2 separate regions of the Homo sapiens genome follow, and region 2 is linked to region 1. A link is an interaction called in ENCODE POLR2A ChIA-PET data of the cell type or tissue named here. Cell type or tissue: OCI-LY7. All regions are shown on one strand. Links, peaks and the distances in the headings refer to the core of each region. The heading gives the core; the rest is flanking DNA.

The links. Peaks named below come from ENCODE experiments on the same cell type or tissue, not always from the same donor. Only the 100,000 strongest peaks of a DNase experiment are listed, where the experiment ranks them.
Region 2: POLR2A ChIA-PET joins it to region 1 with 6 read pairs; 1 of 35 experiments calls an interaction of 5 or more read pairs at or near these places.

Annotation. Positions count from the first base shown.
Region 1 is chr21:17,430,431-17,436,590 of GRCh38, forward strand. It overlaps the pseudogene RNU6-113P. Among named protein-coding and RNA genes, the nearest start is that of LINC01549, 5.4 kb to the right of the region's middle. In OCI-LY7, for the core only: no CTCF peak of the experiment used is centred there; no DNase peak of the experiment used is centred there; H3K27ac peaks cover 569 bases.
Region 2 is chr21:17,792,298-17,797,765 of GRCh38, forward strand. C21orf91 (chromosome 21 open reading frame 91) reads right to left here. Exons shown (of 5, transcript NM_001100420.2): 3 at 4,285-4,821; 4 at 2,911-2,973; 5 at 1-1,284. The coding sequence ends at 1,118. It overlaps C21orf91-OT1 (C21orf91 overlapping transcript 1), which reads right to left and starts at 212. Exons shown (of 4, transcript NR_038871.1): 1 at 180-212. All of the region lies in intron 2 of LOC124900465 (a long non-coding RNA gene), which reads left to right. RefSeq lists an enhancer at 1,663-1,832. In OCI-LY7, for the core only: no CTCF peak of the experiment used is centred there; no DNase peak of the experiment used is centred there; H3K4me3 peaks cover 741 bases.

The DNA.
Region 1 (6,160 bases), core at 465-5,464:
TTTCCATAATGGTTTCCAACTGAGTAGCACACACTTTATAGGCTTTCTCACTTCCTTGTCTCTCTCTTCTCACACCTCACTTCTGCTTCCTGGGATCAATATCATCAGTCAATAGGTAAATGCAGATAGACTACCTGCATCCAAGTCCCTTGCCTTAGACTCTACTTTGCAAGAACCCAAGCTAAGACATACAACAATATTAGTCAGTCTCCTCCTTCTTTAATAATGAAACCCCCAGCCAGGCGTGGTGGCTCGCTCTTGTAATCCTAGCACTTTGGGAGGCCAAGGCAGGCAGATCACCTGAGGTCAGGAGTTCGAGACCAGTCTGGCCAACATGGTGAAACCCCGTCTCTACTAAAAATACAAAAATTAGCTGGGTGTGGTGGTGGGCTCCTGTAATCCCAGCTACTCAGGAGGCCGAGGCAGGAGAATCGCTTTAACCCAGGAGGTGGAGGTTGCAGTGAGCGGAGATTGCGCCACTGCACTCCAGGCTGGGCAACAGAGTGAAACTCCATCTCAAAATAAAATAAAATAAAATTTAAAAATATTGAAACCCCCAGGTTTTAGCTGTGCCCAGGACCATTGAGTTATAGATTATATTATCCCAGCATCTTTGCAACCAGATAAGACCATGTAACTTTTTGCCAATAGGATATAAGTGCTTTTATTTAACAAGCTTTGCCTTTAAAAGAAATAAGGGTGTATTTTCTTGTTCCTTTGACCATTCCTGCTGTCTGGGATGTAGATGTAATGGCAGGAGCTAGAACAGCCCTCACAGATCCAGAGATAGAAGCCATATTTTGAGGATGGGCTGAGCTGTCCATCCTACCCTACCCTGTTCTGCTTCACTGAGGACTATTTCAGGAGAGAAAAACAAATGTCTCTCTTCCTTTTTTTTTTTTTTTTTTTTTTTTTGGGAGACGGAGTCTCGTTCTGTCACCCAGGCTGGAGTGCAGTGGCAGGATCTTGGCTCACTGCAACCTCCGCCTCCCGGTTCAAGCAATTTCTCTGCCCTCAGCCTCCTAAGCAGCTGGGATTACAGGCGCCTGCCACCACGCCCAGCTAATTTTAACATCTCTCTTCTTAAGCCACAGTATTGTAGGGATCTCTCTACTAATGTAGCATGGCACACATATATGGAAATTGGAACAGTGCAGAGATTAGCGTGGCTCCTGTGCAAGGATGACACACAAATTTGTGATGTGTTCCATACTTTTAACATAGTTAGAAAGAATGAATAAGATCCAGTGTTTGATAGCACAGCAGGGTGAATATAGTAAATAATAATTTAATTGTACACTTAAAAAATCACTAAAAGAGTATAATTAGTCTGTTTGTAACACAAAGGATAAATGCTGGAGGGAATGGAGGCCCCGTATTCCATGATGTGATTATTACACACTGCATGCCTGTATCAAAACATCTCATGAACCCCATAAATATGTACACTTATATTTACTCAAAAAATTTTAAAAATAAAATAAAGTAGCGTGGACTGTATTTTTGCAGAGGATAAGATATTGGACAAAGTTACACAGCTTTGGAGTAAGGTGTAAAGGGAAGGTTTGCATTCAAATCTGTGGGAATCCACAGCTCAGGCTCTTAAGTGAGCCCTTCATTTATTGTGGGTGCGTGACTTGCCTCCTATGTGTTGGGGTAGTAAAAAGGCTGAAAAATATTGCATTATTGATGACTCCTCACTGAAAAGATTTACCTTCCTTTATCCAACAGGGGAGGGAAAGGTTAATTCTGAGTTCCATCAACATGCAAATGAGGCCAGCTGCAGGTGGCCTACACCGATAATCCCAGTGCTTTGGGGTCAAGGCAGGAGTATCGCTTGAGCCCAGGAGTTTTTGACCAGCCTGGGTAAGATGGCAAGACCCCCGTCTCCACAAAAAAGAAAGAAGAAGAAAGAAAAGAAAGAAAGAAAGAACGAAAGAAAGAAAGAAAGAAGGAAGGAAGGAAGGAAGGAAGGAAGGAAGGAAGGAAGGAAGGAAGGAAGGAAGGAAAGAAAGAAGAAGGAAAGAAAGAAGAAAGAAAGAAAGAAAGAAGAAAGAAAGAAAAAGAAAGAAAGAAAGAAAAGAAAGAAAGAAAGAAAGAAAGAAAGAAAGAAAGAAAGAAAGAAAGAAAGAAAGAAAGAAAGAAAGAATATTAGCTGGGCATGGTGGCACAGGCCTGTAGTCCCAGCTACACGGGAGGCTGAGGCAGAAGATTGCTTGAGCTCGGAAGTTCGAGGCTGCAGTGAGCTACAATTGTACTACCTCGCTCCAGCCTGGGTTACAGAGCGAGATCCCATAGAAGAAGGAAGGAAGGGAGGAAGGAAGGAAGGAAGGAAGGAAGGGAGGGAGGAAGGGAGGGAGGGAGGGAAATAAAAATGAAAATGGAAGACGTCATGATGCTATGAAGAAAGCTTAAATCTACTGAGGTTAGAATTGCCTTTTTTGTAAGAACCAAAGCAAAATATTTAACCGTTGTTATGAGCTAAATTGTGCCTCCTTTCCCCCATCCCCCATCCCCCGCCCCAAATTCATATGTTGAAGCCCTAACTCCAAGTACCTTAAAATGTGACTGTCATTGGAGGTAAGGTCATGAAAGAGGTAATTAAGTTAAAATGAGGCCATTAAGGTGGGCCCTAATTCAGTCTGACTGGTGTCCTTATAAGAAAAGGAAATTTGCACACACTGAGAGACCCCAGTATGCCTGCATAGAGAAAAGACCATGTGAAGAGGCAGCAAGCGAGCCAAGGAAAGAGGCCTCAGAAGAAACCAACCTGCCGGGACTTCAATCTTGGACCTTCAGCCTCCAGAACTGCGAGGAATACATTTCTGTTATTTAAGACACCCAGTCTTGCCGGGCGCGGTGGCTCACGCCTCTAATCCCAGCACTTTGGGAGGCCGAGGTAGGCGGATCACCTGAGGTCAGGAGTTTGAGACCAGCCTGACCCACATGGAGAAACCCCATCTCTACTAAAAATACAAAATTAGCCGGACTTGGTGGCGCATGCCTGTAATCCCAGCTACTTGGGAAGGCTGAGGCAGGAGAATCGCTTGAACCTGGGAGGTGCAGGTTGCGGTGAGCCAAGATTGTGCCATTGCACTCCAGCCTGGGCAAGAGCAAAACTCTGTCTCAAAAAAAAAAAAAAAGACACCCAGTCTGTGATACTTTATTACAGCAGCCCTAGCAAACTAATAGTCACTTACCCTCATCAAGGAAGGATATAGCATGTTTCTACCGGATGAATAATTAAGTAAATGAATAAATGAATGATCATGGTGCTATACTGCTAGGGAAACAACATGAACATTTTGCTCTATAACATGCCATTCATTAAAATACATTTTAATTCAGCTTGACTGAGAGAGAAGAATGCTAGCATGACCTAGCTTAGATATGTGTAGTAATCAAAAAGAACACAAGAGTCTGTGAGTTATTTCAGTTTTGCTAAACACAAAATGACATTGTCCTGGATGCCTCTGTAGCCGAGTCAAGAAATCTGAAATGATGAAACAGCAGAATTCGGAATTTCAGGCTAAGTGGCTGCATGAATTTCCAAGAGTGATGAGGTTCTGGAATGAACCATTAAAATTTCATCAAAAGTAGGCCACAGCTGGAGGTCAGAGGAAAAGATTACATGAGGTTATACAATCCTAAAAGAACAATATTTCATCTTTGGTTTTTAGTGAACCAATTATTTCCATGGTTATAAGGAAGCTTCCTATATTTCTAAATAAAGCACCTTAAACACAAAATACCCAAAATCGAATTCATGTTTTTTCTCTTGGAATTTTCTCTCTCTTTAGAGAGGAATCGTTTTAGTTGCCAATACCATTATCCTCCTAGTCACCCAAACTGGAATTTCGTTTCTGTATAGAACTGAGGACAAAACTTTCTCTGCCATCTCTTTCCATGGAAGAGTATCCTGAGTTTCTAGGTAATTCATGTTAAAGTTGTTACCATTTGCAACTATGTATCTGTGTAAAAATTATCTTGCCACTATACAAGAAAAAAAACTCAGATGTAAAAGAATTGCAATGCTGAGGCTAGTATAAGATACAATTGCCATCCATAATCTCTGTATCAAATTTGCATTCAAACATCATAATGTTCATTGCTTTAATTTATAAAATAAATTTATCCTAATTAAATTTCCTTTTAATCTAAACCTAATTTCTATATTAAAAAGAATATCTTTTGGCCAGGCGCAGTGGCTCACGCCTGTAATCCCAGCACTTTGGGAGGCTGAGGCAGGCGGATCACGAGGTCAGGAGATCGCGACCATCCTGGCTAACACAGTGAAACCCTGTCTCTACTAAAAATACAAAAAAAAATTAGCTGGGCGTGGTGACGGGCACCTGTAGTCCCAGCTACTCGGGAGGCTGAGGCAGGAGAATGGCGTGAACCCGGGAGGCGGAGCTTGCAGTGAGCCGAGATGGAGCCACTGCCCTCCAGCCTGGGCGACAGACAGAGACTTTGTCACAAAAAAAAAAAAAAAAGAAAAGAAAAGAAAAGAAAATCTTTTAATGTTGGAATCCCATGTAAATTTTTTTTTCTTTTTTTTTTGAGATGGAGTTTCACTCTTGTTGCCCAGGCTGGAGTTCAATGGCACAATCTCCACTCACTGCAACCTCCACCTCCCAGGTTCAAGTGATTGTCGTGCCTCAGCCTCCCAAGTAGCTGGGATTACAGGTGCATGCCACCACACCCTGCTAAATTTTTTGTATTGTTAGTAGAGACAGGGTTTCACCATGTTGGCCAGGCTGGTCTTGAACTCCTGACCTCAGGTGATCTGCCCACCTCGGCCTCCCAAAGTGCTGGGATTACAGGCATAAACCACCACACCCAGCCGGAATGCCATATAAAATTTAATTTGGGAAAAATGTCTGCTGCTATAATTATGTGGAAAAAAAGTCATTTATCTCTAGAATAAAAAGCAAGATCACAAGACAATAGAATGACTCTACTTGCCTCTTCAGCCCATCCCTTGCTACTCAGTCACATCACACATAGTCTCTGGAAAATCATCTTTTTTCTCATTCCATTCCTCCTTCTGCCATCCTCTGTCTACAGTATCCCTTCGCCTGCACTTTAGGCCCACAAACCCTTGAAGATTCAATTCAGATCTCACCAAAAAGTATTTTCTGGCCCACCAAGCCCTGGCCAGAAGTACCTCTTTCAAACATCTCTTACGTTAAACAGCATTATGGAACACTATTGTTTTGGACTGAGCTTCTGCACTAGGCCCCAAGGGACCAGACCAGACCAAAATGGAGTCACTTGTGCTAAATGCCACTTCATCAAAATGAAACTTTAAGGAAGTCGATAGATCTCAAAACAGATCAGTTTTTCCTGAAAACTGGAGATTGCAGTCTGAGTCAGCTATAATAAGGACACTTCCGTTTGCTTAAACTCATATAAAAAAGTAACCTGAAGTAACCTAATGTTTACCAGTCAAGCTTTTTTTTTTTCTATTGTTCTGTTTCCTTGTTCCCACCTTGTAAAACCCACTGTTCAGCAGTTGCTCGTGAGAGCTTTCAGTACATTTTATGGAATGAAGGCTGCCCTGATTTATAAATCCCAAATAAATGCCCATCTTTGATCTATAACTAAATTTGTTGTAATTTTGTCTTTTGACACTTAAAATAACATATGTTTTCAATTTTTATATTTACATTTCCCACTAAAGTGAGTGTCTGGAGGAGAGATTGTGCTAGAGATAGCCTAGCACATGGTGGACATGCAGAAATATTGGAAGGAAGGAAGGAAGGAAGGAAGGGAGGGAGGGAGGGAGGGAGGGAGGGAAAGAGGGAGGAGAGGAAAGAGAAAAAGAGAAAGAAAGGGAGGGAAGGAGGAAGACAATTTCATATTAAAGGGCTCGTAAATGAGGCAAGTTTTGCTGTCATGGCATAATTCGAAGGAAATATTAGCTGAGCTATATCTCAAAATTATGTTTAATATCCAGCTTTCAGCAAACTGAATTTCCCACCATAAGATATTCTTTACTGGGGCAGGGGAGGGAGGCCAAGAATTAGTACTCTGAAAGCAACCATTTAAGATGGAATACTCCTCTGTATCTAAAATATGACAGATGTCTCCAAGTCTTCAGACCGGGTTAACCAGAGGAGAGAAGGGCCTGGGAAGAAAAGACAAAAAAGTAGGCAGT
Region 2 (5,468 bases), core at 1-5,000, 360 kb after region 1:
TTAGGAGTTTTGCTTTTCTTCTGTAGAACAATCCTATATTTCTCTATAGAGTCTAAAGTTTAGAAAAATACCTCACAATGCTTTCTTTGAGCACTAAGTTCAATGATGGTGATAATACAATTTGGACAGTTTAAGTATTCTTGAAACTTTACCCAAAGTGGCACACAAAATAATCTTACTTTTTTTTTTCAAAGACAGAACAATTTCACAGCACACTCAATTTGAAGATAGACATTATATTTGAATTGGAAGTGAGGCTTGACTTACTCTGTCCAAATTCTAATGCATCACAGTCACTGGTGTGAAGCTAATAATGAAAGAAGCAAGAGGAGGCTTTCATTTCTATGGAGACAAATTGACATAGAAGCCAGATTAGTCTTTTCTTCCTGAACTAAGAACTGCTTTTGTTAGAAAACAAAATAATGTATTGTATTTACCTGAATACTGCTTTAAAAAGTTATTAATTCTTCTTTTACAAGAGGTATTAGAAATTAAAACAACTCAGATTTCTAATCCAAAATATATTTATCTTTGGAAAGCAAGGTAACCGTTGTGAAAACATTGTATTAAGAGAATAAAATGCAGTGACCTGAAATATGGGTGAACATATTCACACATGATAATGTAAATAAATATACAGAACCACTCAAATACACATTTATAAAGAGAATGGCAAAGTACCTAAAATAGCATTTTCACATATAAAATTTTTATATTAAAATATTGCTCATAATAAATAAGAGGTGATATGAATTCCATTTCCCTCTTAAAAATTATCTCTAGTAGTTTACACTAAGGAGTTAATCTGTTGTTTTGACAGGTGAATTAAAATGTTTAATAAAATGACACTGTAACAGTATATTTAAGTAGTCACATGTGATAAAATTTGTTTAGTAATTCTGGGAAAAAAGAGTCCCCAAATGAGCCAAAATGATTAGCCCTAGAAGACTAGAGTATAATGATCTGCTTTATTTGACAAAGATGTTAAATACTGCCTTATGTTTGGCAAATTTAATGACCATAAAAAAACGGACCACAACTTTCTTCAAACTTCTTCAAAGTTTGCATGTCTGGGAGACCAATAAAGGGCAGGGCATACGAAGTAAGTCTGTTTAGGTCAGTTGTTTATGGGTAGGTGCGACTTCATTCCTGTTCGCCCTACTTGCAGACATGGTAACTTAGAACAGTTCTTCAGAAGCTGTTCGATGGCAACGTGGCGGACATGGAGCTGTGAGGCCAAAGAATCTTTTTCTTGCACTTGGTGAGTTAACTCTTCAAAAACTTCTGTAAAAGATTTAAAAACTTTCATTTTTAGTATGCAGAAAGCCGGTGCTATGATTTATATTTCAAGAACTCTAACTGAAATCTATGCATTGGGCAAAGTGTCACAATGAAACTGATTTGATACCAAGGAAACAGTTCTGTTCTCTACAAAGCATATCAGTTCTGATCATCCTAGGCATCTGTATACTTTACATAGCCAAATGGAATTTGGCTCTTCTCCATCAAGTGACTACAGAGATACACAGCAAAAATGGTGGTTGCTACTGTAGCTGAGCTACTTTTCTCAATTAGAATCTATAAACAGATTCAATTAGTACATAATGTGATTTATGGACAAGAAGTGCCTGTTAGTATTCAGGTCTGGAACCCCCTCTAAGAGGCTTTGGAATCAGACTACTAAGAGTTTTGAATCCTTGTTCCTACTCTTACGTGCCTCAGGCAAGCAACTTTTGGTTTCAATTTCCTTTTCTGTGTAACATTAATAATGATAGTAAGCACTTCACCAGGCTACTGTAAAAATTAAATGAGATCATATTTGTAAAGTACTCATAAATTTCTACTACAACTATTATTGTGATTATTTTTATTATTCTGAGAGGCTGTGTGGTTAAGCTTTGGAGTTTAAATCCTTGATCTGCTACTGATTGGATGCATGATCTCTGTAAGCAACTTAACATCTCTGAAGTACAATTTTCTCATCTAAAAGGAAATAAATTGAAAAGGAGACAACTGCGGAATCTGAACATTACTTGTTAGTGTTAGCATTATACTTGATGACGTTAAGGAATTATTAACTTTAAATGGTGTGATAATGAGACTGTGACTGTTTTTTAAAAAGTTATCTCTTTTAGAGGAAATCCTAAACTATTTATGGACAAAAAACAGTGTGTTAGCTAGGATTTGTTTGAAAATAATCCATGCTACTGGTAGTGCAATGGGAATGGATGCAAGTAGAGATACTGATTATTATGCCTTTGCTAACAGTTGAAGCTGGTGAAAATGGCTTAAAGGGTTCACTATACTAGTCTCACTACTTTTATATATGTTTGAAATTGTTTATAATTTAACAAAAAAGACTAATATCACATGCCTTAAAGAACTGTTTGGGAGGACTCCCACATAGTGCCTGGTGCAATAGTGGGTAGTCAATAAAATGTTAGTAAGAGGTGGTAGTTTCCATTTTCACTTAGAAAAGAAAAATGTGGCTGGGCGCAGTGGCTCACACCTGTAATGCCAGCTCTTTGGGAGGCTGAGGCAGGAGGACTGTTTGAGCCCAGGAGCTCGAGATCAGCCTGGGCAACATGATGAAACCCCCTCCCTATAAAAAATAGAAAATTAGCTGGGTGTAATGACAGTAAGTCCCAGCTACTCGGGAGGATCACCACTGCACTGCAGCTAGGGTGATGAAGCAAGATTCTGTCGCAAAAAAAAAAAAAAAAGGAAAAATGTATTTCCTCTGCAGTTGAAAGTTGTTTCTTTCTTATTCTTTTTGCTCTGGAAACTCTAACAGGTTTGAATATCTCATTTCCAAATTTAAATGTAGATAAAGCCAGTGGTGTCCTATCATAGATGATTTTCTATGTCAAAATTTGTCACACACAAAAAAGTACTGACAGTGATTCTTACCCTGGATTTGCTGTAGGAGCTTTGCATTCAGTTGCTCTACCTCACCAAGAGTCATCGAATTCACTGAAACATGAAAATGTATTCACTATTACCACAACAACCTAGGAAAACATGCTGCTTACATCACCAACACAATATCCTATTTTTAAAAATCAGCACTTAACTGCCAACACAACATTCAGCAGTACTCCAGTATTCAACCATTAACGCTCGTAAGTGTGGAGTAGAAGTTTTCAAACCCTGACCACAACCCATGGTAAGAAAATTTTATTTTTATTCTTTTTTGAGACAGGGTCTCACTTTGTCACCCAGGTGGCAGTGCAGTGGTGCGATCAATGGCTCACTGTTGCCTCAACCTCCTGGGCTCAAGTGATTCCTCCCACCTCAGCCTCCCTAGGAGCTGGAATCATAGGCGTGTGCCACCACACCTAATTTTTTTATTTTTTGTAGAGATGGGGTCTCCCTGTGTTGTCTAGGCTGGTCTTGAACTCCTGGGCTCCAGTGATCCTCCCACCTTGGCCTCCCAAAGTGCTGGGATTATAGGTGTGAGCCACTGTGCCTGGCCAGAAACATATTTTTTATCACTCCCAGTACATCACCACCCTCCAATGAAATAAAAGTTTCACCAAAAAATAGTAGTAGGTCCAATGAATTCTGGTATCTCCTATTCGGTTTCAGTTTTTAAAAAGTGTTAGTCACTACCCATTAAGCTTATTTTGATTAAGCATTAGATAGTTTATAACCTGCAGTTTGAAAAATAAATTTGTCTGTCTAGATGTAGAATCTTAAATAATTCACATTTAGAATCAAGAAGTTGTATAACAAGATAGCAGAGGTCCCTTCTGGCTCTGAAAACATGATTTCAAGACAATTAAAATCACCTCAGCTTCTGTAAATTTTTGTAGAAATAGATGTAGAGAGAATGAGTCACCCTTTCTAACTTTACAATAAGTGCACACATTACCTTTGGCCTTTAGTAAAATGTCACATTTTTGCTTCTGAAATGCCACCACCAGTCAATTAGTCTTACAGGGATCAGCAACATGACAATGTGTATTAGCCAACAGATGAAGCTGTACTTCTAAACTATACGAGTCCTAGATGTTCCAATTCACAGTTTGTTGATTCCATTTAGTGTAATCATTTTAAATGGCAAAACAAACATGGAAATTGCTTAACTTCAATGCTTAGAAGACAGAATCCCAGTGAATGAAAAATTTTAAGATGTCTCATTTTTGCTAAGGTGAACCTGTTAAATACAATGTTTCCCAAATCTATGATTCCACAGCAAAATTCTTGACCCATTACACATCTATACAAATGTACAAAAATCCCAAACCACCCAACTTTTACTTTTCTCCCCATTTTACTTACATTCCTCTCTGCTGTAATGTGGATGCTGGGTCTGGACATTAGCCTCTGGACTAGAGATTGTCTCTTCTTTTTTCTGTGCCTGGTTGTGACTATGAGGCCACAATACACTGTTACGACATAAAGTGGCACCTGAATCTTGTAACATAGAAAGTCCAAAGTCTGTATTTTCCCTCTGCTCCAAAATTCTTTGTGTACAGTTAGAGATGCCACCTGCACTTCCATCTATCCATTTTGCAGAATATTTTGGTACTTGGGAGTCAAACTGTGGGAGTAATTTTTCTTCTGGCTTATGCCTGAAATTAAACAGATGATGCTGGGGGTTTTTAGAACATTCAGAATCTGAATCCAGATCCTTATTTTGTGCATACTGCACAATCCAGTTTATCTTCTTACTCAAAATGGTTTTAACTTCTTCATAAGTACTTTTTGAAAGCTTAGATCGAGGACAACCCTGGTTTGCAATTAAATGGTATTTTTCAAAGCAGTCTTTATGGCCCCTTAATGATTTGGTGTGCAAGAGATCAGACTTTGGTACCCCTATGGAAAAAAAAGAGAAACAAAAGACTTGAGAAATTTTGTTTTCTATAAGTCACTTTAAGAACATACAAATCTTAGTAAAATCAGAGTCCCTGATAGTCTGTGAATTAGAGGAAAAATGCTAAAGAATATTAGTATTAATATACAATGTGGCCTAATAATTTCTGCTTCAATATTCAGTAATATTAAATTCTTATGGATAGCAAAATCTTTCTAAGAACTTAATTATTCAATTTTAATCCTAGTCTAGAGATGTTACTGCACGATATAAAAAAATACTACTGAACCCAGCAATTTACCTTTACAGATTCTTGGCCTTTACATTATAGTGCTTTCTTCATGAAACCTTCTGAAGTACACACTTGCAAAAATATCTATAATATTATGAGGTTCAATAACAGAAATACTGAACAAGTTTTCCTCCCTAAAACACAGTAAATCATGTTCTTAAATTATGTTTATTGAAAAAAAAAAAACCAGAACCAGAAAAATGCAAATAAAAGTCAAAAATTCAATAAACTATTTAGATTTATTTTTAAAGAAAATCAAAGCATCTAACATTTTTCACATTTCCATTTTATAGTTACTAAAACCTTATCAAGATAATTTTATTTTCTAGAAGAAATGCATTATACTCAATCATTTTC